Regions from separate parts of the Homo sapiens genome. Here all the other regions are linked to region 1. Evidence: chromatin contacts called from ENCODE Hi-C or POLR2A ChIA-PET data. All regions are on one chromosome and are shown on one strand. Each heading gives the region's core, a stretch centred on a gene start or an enhancer-like site at or near the end of the contact. The rest is flanking DNA. Distances are from core to core; before and after follow the strand shown.

Region 1 (3,657 bases), core at 458-2,957:
GCTGTGTCAGGCCTGGTGGGGTAATGGCTGCACAGAGGGCAGCTGCGTGGGCCGCGTTGTCAAAGAAGCACCAAAACAAAATTTTAAAAAAATTGTTGCCACGAAACAAAAATACCTTCATAATGCATCCAGGCTCCAAGATGTAACGGCTGAGGGAAAGGATGTGGGAAGCGGGAACCTCCCATTACGACTGTGGAGTACAATGCAGTAAAGGAGACGATGCTGCGACCCGGCCGCTCGGCTTCTAGCTGCCTACCCAAAGAACCCCGTGTTATGCGGACGGACCAAGCCAAAGGCTCCCAGCAGGGGAATGATAAACACACCGCGTCTTAGGTTATTTCCTGATGCTGCTGGTTGCCAGCCTGACATGTGTGCCTCTTCAACCAACAGACACTTGCTCAGATCCTGCCACTTCTGGGAAAGGCACAGCTGATGGGCCTCCTGCACTCCTCTCCACTGTTTAGAAGGAGGTGTTTCTTCCTCTGCATGGGGAGATGCTGTTTGGCGCCCGCTGGCAGGACCTGCCTTCCTTTACTGTTGCCGTGGAGCTGAGCAGAGAGAGCTGTCCCATGCTGCCTGACCCGCTGACAGCCAAGCAGAGCTTAGCATGGGCCGAGTCTCAGCCTCTGAATTGGGAAGAATTCAAAGGCTGCCAGGGCTGGGGGCAGAACACTTGATACCAGTGAACCAAGAAGGGAAAACTCTGCCTTAGGCTAATCATCAAACACAGCATTGACCTGGCTTATCAAATTTCAGTTAACAAGCAAATATGCTTAATCACTACTCATTTTTCTAGACAATGATGGCCCTTTCCCAGAAAATAGGACCCTAGAGTCATTCACTGTGTGACTCAGAAAAGCCCCTATTAGTGCTCAGATATAGGTCAAAGTCATTGTGCTGTGAAAAGCCACGCAGTTATCTGACGATAGAGGATGTCTGAGGATCATTAGCAGACTTAGAGATGACTCAGAAGATTCCATTTTCAGACGTAAGCGCCTGATGGCGGGCCTGACAGAAAGTCGGCCCCCTGTTCTCCCTCGTGAACTGGCCACGTATATTCCTAAGTTCTTGCCACTGAGTTCTTGAAAGCAGGCTCCAATGATGCTTAGTGGAACGGCAAGTTCCATCTTCCCTGACAAGACCCAGCTAGGTTTGGCAGATACTGTACTTCAAACCAGATCAGACAGCCTGGGGCTCCAGTGTCCGCTTCCTTCTGCTAAAAATAGAGGAACCACCCCTGCAGCCACGAAATGCTGAGAGCAGCCGACCCGATTCACACTGTGCTGCTTTGTGTTAGGCAAAGGGGTCAGGGCTAAGGAAGAGGGAAGAAAGATTTCTTACACGGACTCCATTTCCAAGTCTTCTTCTTCCTGAGAAAGTTGTAGGTAGGGGTTATCTGAAGCCGGACGGAATTTATACCCCGTTAGAACAAAGAAGACCAGTGTGGCCGTTTCATCCAGGAGCTGCAAGTTTAAAAACCACCCCAAAATAAAGAGATTAGCAACACTGTTCTTCAGAAAGCAGTGGAATTCAACAAACTGACATATTTCCCCACAACCCACCACTCGATGGTTCTTTACTCAGATGCCACTTCCTGCTACAGGGCATTTTCCTTAGACTTGCCGAGGCCTAAACGAGGAGTGTCCTGCCCAGGGCTGACATTTCCGAGGCTGTGCTCTGCTGTGCTTTCACCAGTCTTCATGGGTAGCTTTTAAGAGCTCACCACATACCCACTTCCTCCCACAGTGCCTACAGCACCCAGTGAGTTATTCAAGAAAAAAGTCATTTGGTGGCTTCCTCTAGTAGTTAAGCTAGTTCTAGTTTGTCGCAAAGATACTTATTATCGAAATAATAAAATGGGCAAAGAAGAAGGGCAGCCTGAATTCTAACTACTCAGCCCTGTAACTAAAGGAAAGGACCACATCTCATCTAAGTTCTAATGATTCAGGGCAAATCTTTCTCTACCTGAAGCTTTTCTCTTGACTTTTAAGACTGAAAACTAAAATCAAGAATGCAATTATTTTCAGATTCCTCATAGAATCCAGCAGCATTTCTGGACAAACAGATCATCTCAATTATAGGCCAGAAGAGATGGAAGGAGGCCAAGTGTGGTGGCTCACACCTGTAATCCCAGAACACTGGGAGGCCAAGGTGGGCGGATCACTTGAGATCAGGTGTTTGAGACCAGCCTGGCCAACACTGCAAAGCCCCATCTCTACTAAAAAAACAAAAATTAACTGGGCATGGTGGTGCATCCCTATAATCCCAGCTACTCAGGAGGCTGAGGCAGGAGAATCGCTTGAACCCGGGAGGTGGAGGTTGCAGTGAGCTGAGATTGCGCCACTGCACTCCAGCCTGGGTGACAGAGTGAGACCCTGTCTCAAAAACTAAAAAAAAAATTTTTAGTTAAAAAAAAGAAGAGATGGAAGGTCTTAGTGGTCATTCCCAGATAAATTAGTAACAACTGTTAAGTTACACTTCAAGACTTTATCCTCAGGCATAAATTCTCTGGCATTCTGCCCTGTGAGCAGCGTACCTGGTAGAGCCACTTCCACTGGAATGGAACAGCGAGTTTGAGGAGAAATGCAATGATCCTAGTGAAGTATATGTAACACACAATCTGCATGAGGAGGAAAGAAACAGGAAATCAGATCAACATTAAAATTAGGACACCACTTTAACAATTTGCTTTCACAAATGAACTAGGAAACAGAAAACAGAATCACTCAAAGAAAAGTATGTGACACTTACAGTGTGAATTAATACGTGCAGCGGAGAGACATGGCTACTCTGCTAGTTACACTTGAATTTCTTCTCTCTCTCCAGGTGACCAAGATATTGCTAACAGCCACACCCACCGGGAGCACAAGACACTTTAGTCAGGTTGTTCTTAACCCTTCCTCACCCTATCCACAGACATAAGCCCTTGATTTCAATCTCCAAAGATTTTATTTCTTATGCTCAGGCTTTGAGGAATATTTACCAGTAGTAATAGCAAAATAAAGCCACACAGGGAAATTACTGACTTCTGTCCTCTTCTCTGGCAGATGCTGCAAGCATTCGAGGTCCACACTCACAGAAGTACAAATACTACCAAGTTCTCTAGCAAGACAGGATGCCTTCATTTCTCCTTGCAGTGACAAAGACTCAATGTGCTGGCCACTAGAGCATGGCCTGTGCAAGGGGACTAAGCTCAGCTGGCCTGCTGGTCAAGGACCACTCATTATCACTGCATGCAACAAGAGAGGTTCTGTGATGACCTGTGCCTATTTGGTGGATGACATAAAATCCATGGGAAAGAAAAAATAAAACAAAGAAAGAAAAAAAAAATCAACCCCAAGTGGAGTGTCTGCTCTTGCATCTCTCTCTACCACTGAAGTCTGATGTTTGCTTGAGCAAAGGAACTGTCTGAAGTGACAATGCCAAACGAACAGATGAAAGACTTGGAAACAGGGCCGGGCGCGATGGCTCACGCCTATAATCCCAGCACTTTGGGAGGCCGAGGTGGGTGGATCACCTGAGGTCAGGAGTTCGAGACCAGCCTGACCAACACGGAGAAAACCCGTCTCTACTAAAAATACAAAATTAGCCAGGCGTGGCATGGTGGCGCATGACTGTAATCCCAGCTACTCGGGAGGCTGAGGCAAGAGAATCGCT
Region 2 (3,790 bases), core at 668-3,167, 270 kb after region 1:
CATTTGGGGAGGGGCCTACTCAGCCAGGAGCCCCAAGAGGCTCACACATCTCTACAGACAAGAAGAAAATGTCAAGTCATAGCTGCCTCAATTAAGCAAAGAGCTCAAATAAAATAGCATCATTTCCTTCTGGTGCACAACAAACTCGCCTAAACATGATTTGTTTTCATTCTGAAACACTTACTGTGGTTTTCTCATTTCAAAAGTAAGACATGTTCATTATTGACAAATCTAAAATTTCAGAAAAGTACAAGAGAAAAACACCACCACCAATGGCACCAGATACTTACCATTAGATTTCTGGTTCTGTGAAACTACAGATGCATATACAAAAATACATACAGATACACATTTAAACTTGGCTTCTTACACAAGCGGAATTATATTGTACCATGCTGGGTTTTTTTTTTTTTTTTTTTGGGACAGAGTCTTGCTCTGTTTCCCAGGCTAGAGTGCAGTGGCATGATCTTGGCTTGCTGCAACCTCCGCCTCCCGAGTTCAAGTGATTCTCCTGTCTCAGCCTCCCAAAGTGCTGGGAATACAGGTGCGCGCCACCATGCCCAGCTAATTTTTGTATTTTTAGTAGAGACGGGGTTTCACCACATTGGCCAGGCTGGTCTCGAACTCCTGACCTTGCGATCCACCCGCCTCGGCCTCCCAAAGTACTGGGATTACAGGAGTGAGCCACTGCACACAGACTTTTTTTTTTTTTTTTTTTTTTTTGAGACAGGGTCTCACTCTGTCGCCCAGGCTGAAGTGCAATGGCATGATCAAGCTCACTGCAGCCTGCCTCAACTTCCTGGACTCAAGCGATCCTCCCACCTCAGCCTCCTGAGTAGCTGGGACCACAAGTGCTCACACCACACTCAGCTAATTTTGTAGTTTTTGTAGAGGCGGGGTCTTGCTGTGTTGTCCAGGCCGGTCTCAAACTCCTAGGCTCAAATGATTCTCCTGCCTCGGCCTCCCAAAGTGCTGGATTTACAGGTGTCAGTGACTGCATCTGGCCCCACGCTGGTTTTTAATCTGCTTCTACATTTAATACATATTTCTCCCATGCTGGTTTGTTTTGTTTTTGTTTTTTTTTTTTTGAGACAGAGTCTCGCTTTGTCAACAGGCTGGAGTGCAGTGGTGCGATCTCGGCTCACTGCCACCTCCGCCTCCCAGGTTCAAGTGATTCTCCTGCCTCAGCCTCCCGAGTAGCTGGGACTACAGGCACACGCCACCACACCCAGCTAATTTTTGTATTTTTATTAGACACGGGGTTTCACCATGTTGGCCAGAACGGTCTCGATCTCTTGACCTCGTGATCCACCTGCCTCAGCCTCTCAAAGTGCAGGGATTACAGGCGTGAGCCACTGCGCCTGGCCCTACGCTGGTTTTTCATCCGCTTCTACACATAATACATATTTCTATGTGCTCATTTAAAATTATTCCCAACTTTGACTTTTCCTGGAGAAACAGATCTAATCACAGACTCTGATCTTTAAATTAATTTCATACTGTGCCAGAAGCTCCATCCAGTCTGTGCTCCCCTGCCCCACACCTCCTTCTACACACACAGTCCTGGCTGAGGCCGGGTCACCATGTCTCTTGGCAAAGACATCTACCAGTGGCTGCTCGGTAGGGTCAACAGTAGGTCAAATTCTAGCTCACTTTTTGCAGGTTCTATGACCTTGAGCAAGATACTTAAAGTGCTCTGCACCTCAGTTTCCCTATTTGTAAAACAGGACTGGATGCAATTTCCACCCCGCAGGCTTGCTGCAAGCATTACCCGGGACAAAGTGAGGCAAGTCCTCGCTGGGGGCTGAATCCACAGGAAGTACTCAATCATGGGTGCTGACAGGAAACCCCAGTCCCCACACACCGCCCAAGGCTAGGGATGCAGCTGCTCACCGTTTCTTATGCCAGACCTCAGAGACCAGCTTCTGGTAGCTCTTGCACAGGGCTGGCTTCTTATCTGTGCGCACCAGGCCGCCACACTCCAAGAAGAACTGAGTCAGCGGCGGGCTGGGTGCAGGGGAGAGAGAGCCAGGTCAGGAGAGCAAATGAGGCATGCGGCAGTTTAGAAAGGGCTGCATAGCGGGGAGCCCTGAGTGCTCGCACAGGGAGCACAGTGGCCCTGGACCCAGAAACTCCTGAAGGTGACTAGAAGGCTCCTACCAGTTATGAGAAAATTGTATCCTCCAAAATTCATCTGCGAAGCCCTAACTCCCAGAGACAGGGCATTTTTATTTTATCTCATCTTATCTATCTTACCTTATTTTTTTATTATTATTATTATTATTTTGAAACAGAGTCTCCCTCTGTTGCCCAGGCTGGAGTCCAGTGGTGCAATCTTGGTTCATTGCAACCTCTGCCTCCCGGGTTCAAGTGCTTCTCCTGCCTTAGCCTCCCGAGTAGCTGGGATTACAGGCACATGCCACAATGCCTGGCTAATTTTTTTGTATTTTTAGTAGAGACAGGCTCTACTAGTTGGCCAGGCTGGTCTTGAACTCCTGACCTCAGGCGATCCACTTGCCTTGACCTCCCAAAGTGCTGGGATTACAGGCGTAAGCCACGGTGCCCAGCCAAGACAGGGCCTTTAAAGAGGTTATTAAAGTTAAAACGGATTGGGTGCGGTCAATTTTTCTTTTTTTTTTTGAGACGGAGTCTCGCTCTGTCACCCAGGCTGGAATGCAATGGCATGATCTCAGCTCACTGCAACCTCCGCCTCCCGGGTTCAAGCGATTCTCCTGCCTCAGCCTCCCCAGTAGCTGGGACTACAGGTGCGTGCCACCACGTCCAGCTAGTTTTTTGTATTTTTAGTAGAGACAGGGTTTCACCATGTTAGCCAGAATGGTCTCTATCTCCTGACCTGGTGATCCATCTGCCTCGGCCTACCAAAGTGCTGGGATTACAGGCGTGGGCTACTGCGCCCAGCCTGGGTGTGGTCAATTATTAACAATAATTGACCTGCATCCTGCCACCTGAGGATAGTTACTAGGAACATTTTGGGACATAGCCTTCCAGACTTTTCTACGCATTTGTACCCATTCCCTCTCTGCTTCCCGCATACATATACTGCATCTCTAACCTCCACTGGGTAGGAGAAGCACGTCAGACACAGGAGACATCCTTGGCCTCATGGAGCTCACAGCCTTATCCTTAATGGAAAATCGCATTTCTCCCATAAAACGGGATTGTACCATGCAATGCTTTATAACCTCCTTTTTCCCCCACTCACCAGATTCTGAACCCCTTCTTGTTTCAATGCATGTTGTCTTGTGCCATTTTTCCTGCACTTGCTGCAAGGGCTATGAGAATTTATACTCTCTTGCAGATGGGCCTTTAAATCATTTCCAGTAAACAACAGAGCACTGAGCCTCCTTGCACGTACAACTTCCCCAGCATCTCCGGTTATCTCCTCAGGATACATTCTGACTGGGAGGATTGCTGGGTCAAAGGGTATACATGCTTTCAGGCATTTTGCTGTGCATCCTATACATGTGTTTGTGGGCAACCGGCTGGGGGCTGCTACTGCTGCTGTTTCCGGGGCTTTGCCAGGGACAGCTCTCGGCCCTCGGACAAAGTGTCGACCTACCAATTGGACAGGGCCTGCAGGGCAGCGTTCATGTAGCAGGAGTTCCCGAGGTTCTTCATGCCCGTGAGGCCTGGGAAATAAACACAACGGGGAGGAGCAGGTGAGCACCCTGCCCCACCGAGGAAACCTTGCAAGTCACATTTGGCACAAAGGTGTGGCTCTCAACTGCCCAAGACCCAAGAAGAGGACATGGTGGAAGCGTTCCACCCC
Region 3 (3,590 bases), core at 524-3,023, 450 kb before region 1:
TTCACTGCTAGTAGTAAACACCACTGCTTCAACAATCCACATTAGGTCAGCATTTACCAGAGGGTCTCCCTCTGGAGCAGGTTGTCCAAGAATATGAGTTCAACCACTGGCTCAAGAGAAGCGGAATGTCTTCTCAATGGTTCAAAATTCACTTTATGTTCAACTACAGGCCTTCTGCAAACTGAGGATCTGAGCCCTTTAGGGCAGTGACTATAATTCTTCCCGGACATAGAAGGCCAACAAGGTGACTGTCACACATCAGCACAGAGCGAAAGCCATTACATATTAGTAGCCAGTGAGAAACAAGGTTCAGGACCCTGTACTGTAGAGGAGAGCACTGTAACACGCCAGCAAGCAGAGTGGTGGAAGGGGAGCTGGGTGGCATGTTCATCCATTACAGCCATGGGTGGATCTGAAGTCTAAGTAAGATGGATACTCACTACTGTACTGGTTGGCAGCTAGGCAGTAAAGTAACAATTCATCAGATAAAATTTTAGGTGGAACCACAGGTTTGGAAAGTTCTGGGATCCAATATAATGTCTATAGGAGCATCAATATATAACATGAAAAGTCAGTTATCAGGGAAACAGGTAGGGTTCCCTCCCCTGGAATACTGGAAAGAGATGTAAAGACCATATCTTCAAGCGCCCGAGTGAAGACCTTCTTCTAATACAATGACTCCTGTGGCTTTCTGTTAGGAATCAAGCAGTAATTAGTTATAGCCCAACTTTTAAAGTATCAGTGCGCTTACAATTACATAAGAAGAGAGGAGGACATAAGACACTTAACCGAGGAAGCTGAAGTGTTAGGGCTGACTTGTAAGTAAGTTTTAGATACAAATGAAGAACACGTTCTGTTCTAAGTACCATGCCAGAAGCCAGTAAGTATTTTTGGCAGGTCCCATATTCACTCTCTGGGGAAGCCTGGAGCCTTCTAAAACCCAGTTAATTTAACTTTGATTAAATGCACGACATTGTCAGACAGTAAAGTTTCAATGTCGGAATGAGGCCATATCATTCTCCCCAGTAGAGGCAAGCTTGCCATGAGAAATTTCTACATCTTGGGGACCACCCCCACACATGTAACACCTCCCTCTCTCACCTCTCCAAAGAGCACCCTCACATATAAGATGCCCTCGAGTTCCTTCTACTCAACAGAAAGTCTAAAGACGATGTTCCCCAAGTTTTAACAAGCTACTGGGCGTCAGACAGCTGCTTTATGTCTACACCCAGATCCTCCCCGTGGGCTTCCCGGACCCCTCCCCTCGCGAGGTTCAGAACCCCGCGCTAGCTACACTGTGGGTCCAGGCTGGCCGCTGGGGCACGATGGGGCCAGACGCTCTAAGCAAACCCTTTCCCAGCGACTTCAGGCACCTGGGAGACCCGCCCGACAGGCCGGGCCTGGGCCTCGCAGTGGCGCCTTATCCCCCCGGCTCCTCCCGGCTGTAGGAACTCCACGGAACGGCCCGGCCCGGCTGAGACGTCGGTTCAGGCTGCCTCCCGCCCCCCAGGCCCGAACCCCTCTTCCCCGCCCGCCAGGCCCCGCCTCGGGATCTCGTGCTCCTGCCAGCCGGCTGCGCCCGTACCTGCCGGACCCGGTGCAGGGCATCCACGAAGCCCTCGGCCTTCATCCCCACAGGAGCGCTCTGCCCCTGCACCAGCTCCGCCATTACCGCCCCCGCCGCCGTCGCCGCCGCCGCCGACGCCGCCGACGCCGCCGCTCGGCTCCCCGGTCCGGCCTCCCGCTCCGCTTGGGGACCCGTAGCCGGAAAAGGAAAGTCGCCCTACTTCCGGCGGAAGGGAAAGCCGGGACGCTCGCAGCTGGAGGAGTCGCGTCTGCGGGGCGGGGTCAGGGCACGTGACCTTCGACCGATCGGAAGTGGGGGCGGGACGGCAGCGCCGGGGTGGGCTCAGATCGCCAGGCAGCCGTGGGTCTCCAGGGTCCGGTCGCGACCCTTCCCTTCCCGGGCGGGATTTGGTCCAGGACCGTCGATGGCGTCTTGACAGGTCCCCGAGGCTTGGATGTGGTCCCGAGGTGTCCGCTGTCGGCCGTTTGGAATCTCAGAGGGACTGACGTGGCTCTCCCAAGACGGCACCCCGAACAGTCGTGGTTCATCAAAAGCCTGGTCCTGGGTAGCCCCTCCCTGAAATGGCTGTTGGTTGGGAATTTGGGGGCTGAGCGCTTTGAAAGGGCATTGGGACAGCATCACAGAATGTCAGTGTCCCACATTTGCGAGGAGTCCCGGGCCCCAGTTCTTACACTGCAGTTTGCATGAGGATGGGCCACCGCCACTTCCGCCTGGGGTTGTCTGGTGATGCCCCCAGGAGAGACGCGCCCACTGAAAAGCCAGCGTGGTGTCCTCTTACACGGTCCTTAACAAACTCTGGGACTCTGGGGGTGCAGGAAATACCACAGGACCGTCATTACTCCCATACCGGCTGAGTCACAACTGTATTGCAGGAGGCTTCTTGGAACGCCTATGTAACTTTAATGGAAGTGACCAGGTACAGATCTTCTACAGCAAGGAAGGAATCTTAGTGCTAGAATTCAGTTGAGCCTTTGAGTTGGCTCTTCTTATAAGTGAGCAAACAAGTAACAAGGTTTAGGGGGCGCCCATTTTTGTGTTAGCACGATTGCCCTCGTGTTTAATATTTCCCAAGCCCTATTATGATAAGGAGTTGGACTTAATGAAGAACCATGTTGTCAAACATCTTATGCCCATCTTGAAGTTGTGAAGGAGGATGAGCACCAAGAAAAGGAAATAAATAAAATCCAATACGGGCCGGGTGCGGTAGCTCACGCCTGTAATCTTAGCAGTTTGGGAGGCCAAGGCAGGCAGAACTCTTGAGCCCAGAAATTCAAGACCAGCCTAGGCAGCATAGTGAGACCCCGTCTCTACAAAAAATATAATTAGCTGGGCGTGGTGGCAAACACCTGTAGTCCCAGCTACTTGGGAGGCTGGAGTGGGAGGATCACCTGAGCCCTGGAGGTCAAGGCTGCAGTGAGCTATGATCACGCCACTGCAGTACAGCGTGGGTGACAGAGCAAGACCCTTTCTTGGGGAAAAAAGTCCCATATAACTTTCCTTGATGACCCCACCCTCACCCCTCACTGTGTCATTATGCCAAGAGAGCTTTGGGCATTCTAAAGAAGTATGAGGAATACTTGACCAATAACCAAAGTATAGTTATTTATTTGTTAATGACTTCTTTCCTAGACTGTGAGTTACTTTAGAGCAGAGACTTATTTTTCCCTGTATCCCTAGGGTGTGGCACATAGTAGGTGCTTAGTAAACTTATTTTGCATTCAATAATGCCAAGTAGAATAATTCATAGATTATGGCAAAATAAAAGAATTTGGCAAAATTGCAAGATTGAAGATTGCTTTCAGAAAAAATGTTCCAACCCCTGTTCAAAAGTACATAGCTTGCTGTGTTGTTGAAGTGCCAGCACGAGGAGGACCATGCCAACACATCCATTTATTGCCCATTCTGGGTGTGTTGAGCGTTTTAAGTTTGCTATGCTTGTAAAAATCAAGGAATGGCAATGGTATCAACTTTCATGAACACAGTCGTTCAGCTGAACCAAGTA

What was found. Hi-C counts contacts between places; a loop is a spot of excess contacts on that map. ChIA-PET counts read pairs that join two places held with the same protein, here RNA polymerase II (POLR2A). Pooled maps may share reads with other maps.
Region 2: a loop to region 1 is called in a map of natural killer cell, with 3 times the contacts of the local background. The contact joins two enhancer-like sites. A Hi-C loop is called at or near these places in 1 of 168 maps with a recorded cell type or tissue (natural killer cell) and 5 of 50 pooled maps. POLR2A ChIA-PET finds 5 or more read pairs at or near these places in 3 of 52 experiments (T-cell and activated naive CD4-positive, alpha-beta T cell).
Region 3: a loop to region 1 is called in a map of naive thymus-derived CD4-positive, alpha-beta T cell, with 7 times the contacts of the local background. The contact joins the promoter of FUBP3 here to the enhancer-like site in region 1. A Hi-C loop is called at or near these places in 1 of 168 maps with a recorded cell type or tissue (naive thymus-derived CD4-positive, alpha-beta T cell), 1 of 37 single-sample maps with no recorded cell type and 5 of 50 pooled maps. POLR2A ChIA-PET finds 5 or more read pairs at or near these places in 1 of 52 experiments (activated B cell).

What each region holds. Positions count from the first base shown.
Region 1 is chr9:130,126,446-130,130,102 of GRCh38, reverse strand. It overlaps GPR107 (G protein-coupled receptor 107), which reads right to left. Exons shown (of 18, transcript NM_020960.5): 16 at 2,537-2,620; 17 at 1,342-1,463. Among named protein-coding and RNA genes, the nearest start is that of GPRACR, 16 kb to the left of the region's middle. RefSeq lists an enhancer at 926-1,145. Within about 2 kb of position 1,707, at least 28 of the 41 ENCODE cell types and tissues checked have a DNase peak (open chromatin) inside an H3K27ac peak, as active enhancers do; they include natural killer cell, where a contact is called at or near this core.
Region 2 is chr9:129,861,403-129,865,192 of GRCh38, reverse strand. USP20 (ubiquitin specific peptidase 20) reads right to left here. Exons shown (of 26, transcript NM_001110303.4): 8 at 3,581-3,650; 9 at 1,894-2,007. Among named protein-coding and RNA genes, the nearest start is that of MIR6855, 6.3 kb to the left of the region's middle. RefSeq lists a silencer at 1-263 and an enhancer at 1,808-1,977. Within about 2 kb of position 1,917, at least 5 of the 41 ENCODE cell types and tissues checked have a DNase peak (open chromatin) inside an H3K27ac peak, as active enhancers do; they include natural killer cell, where a contact is called at or near this core.
Region 3 is chr9:130,577,760-130,581,349 of GRCh38, reverse strand. It overlaps FUBP3 (far upstream element binding protein 3), which reads right to left and starts at 1,773. Exons shown (of 19, transcript NM_003934.2): 1 at 1,586-1,773. The coding sequence starts at 1,669. LOC100272217 (a long non-coding RNA gene) reads left to right here and starts at 1,856. Exons shown (of 1, transcript NR_027440.1): 1 at 1,856-3,590. It overlaps LOC124902286 (a long non-coding RNA gene), which reads right to left and starts at 1,510. Exons shown (of 2, transcript XR_007061818.1): 1 at 1,102-1,510; 2 at 1-691. RefSeq lists a silencer at 1,456-1,825.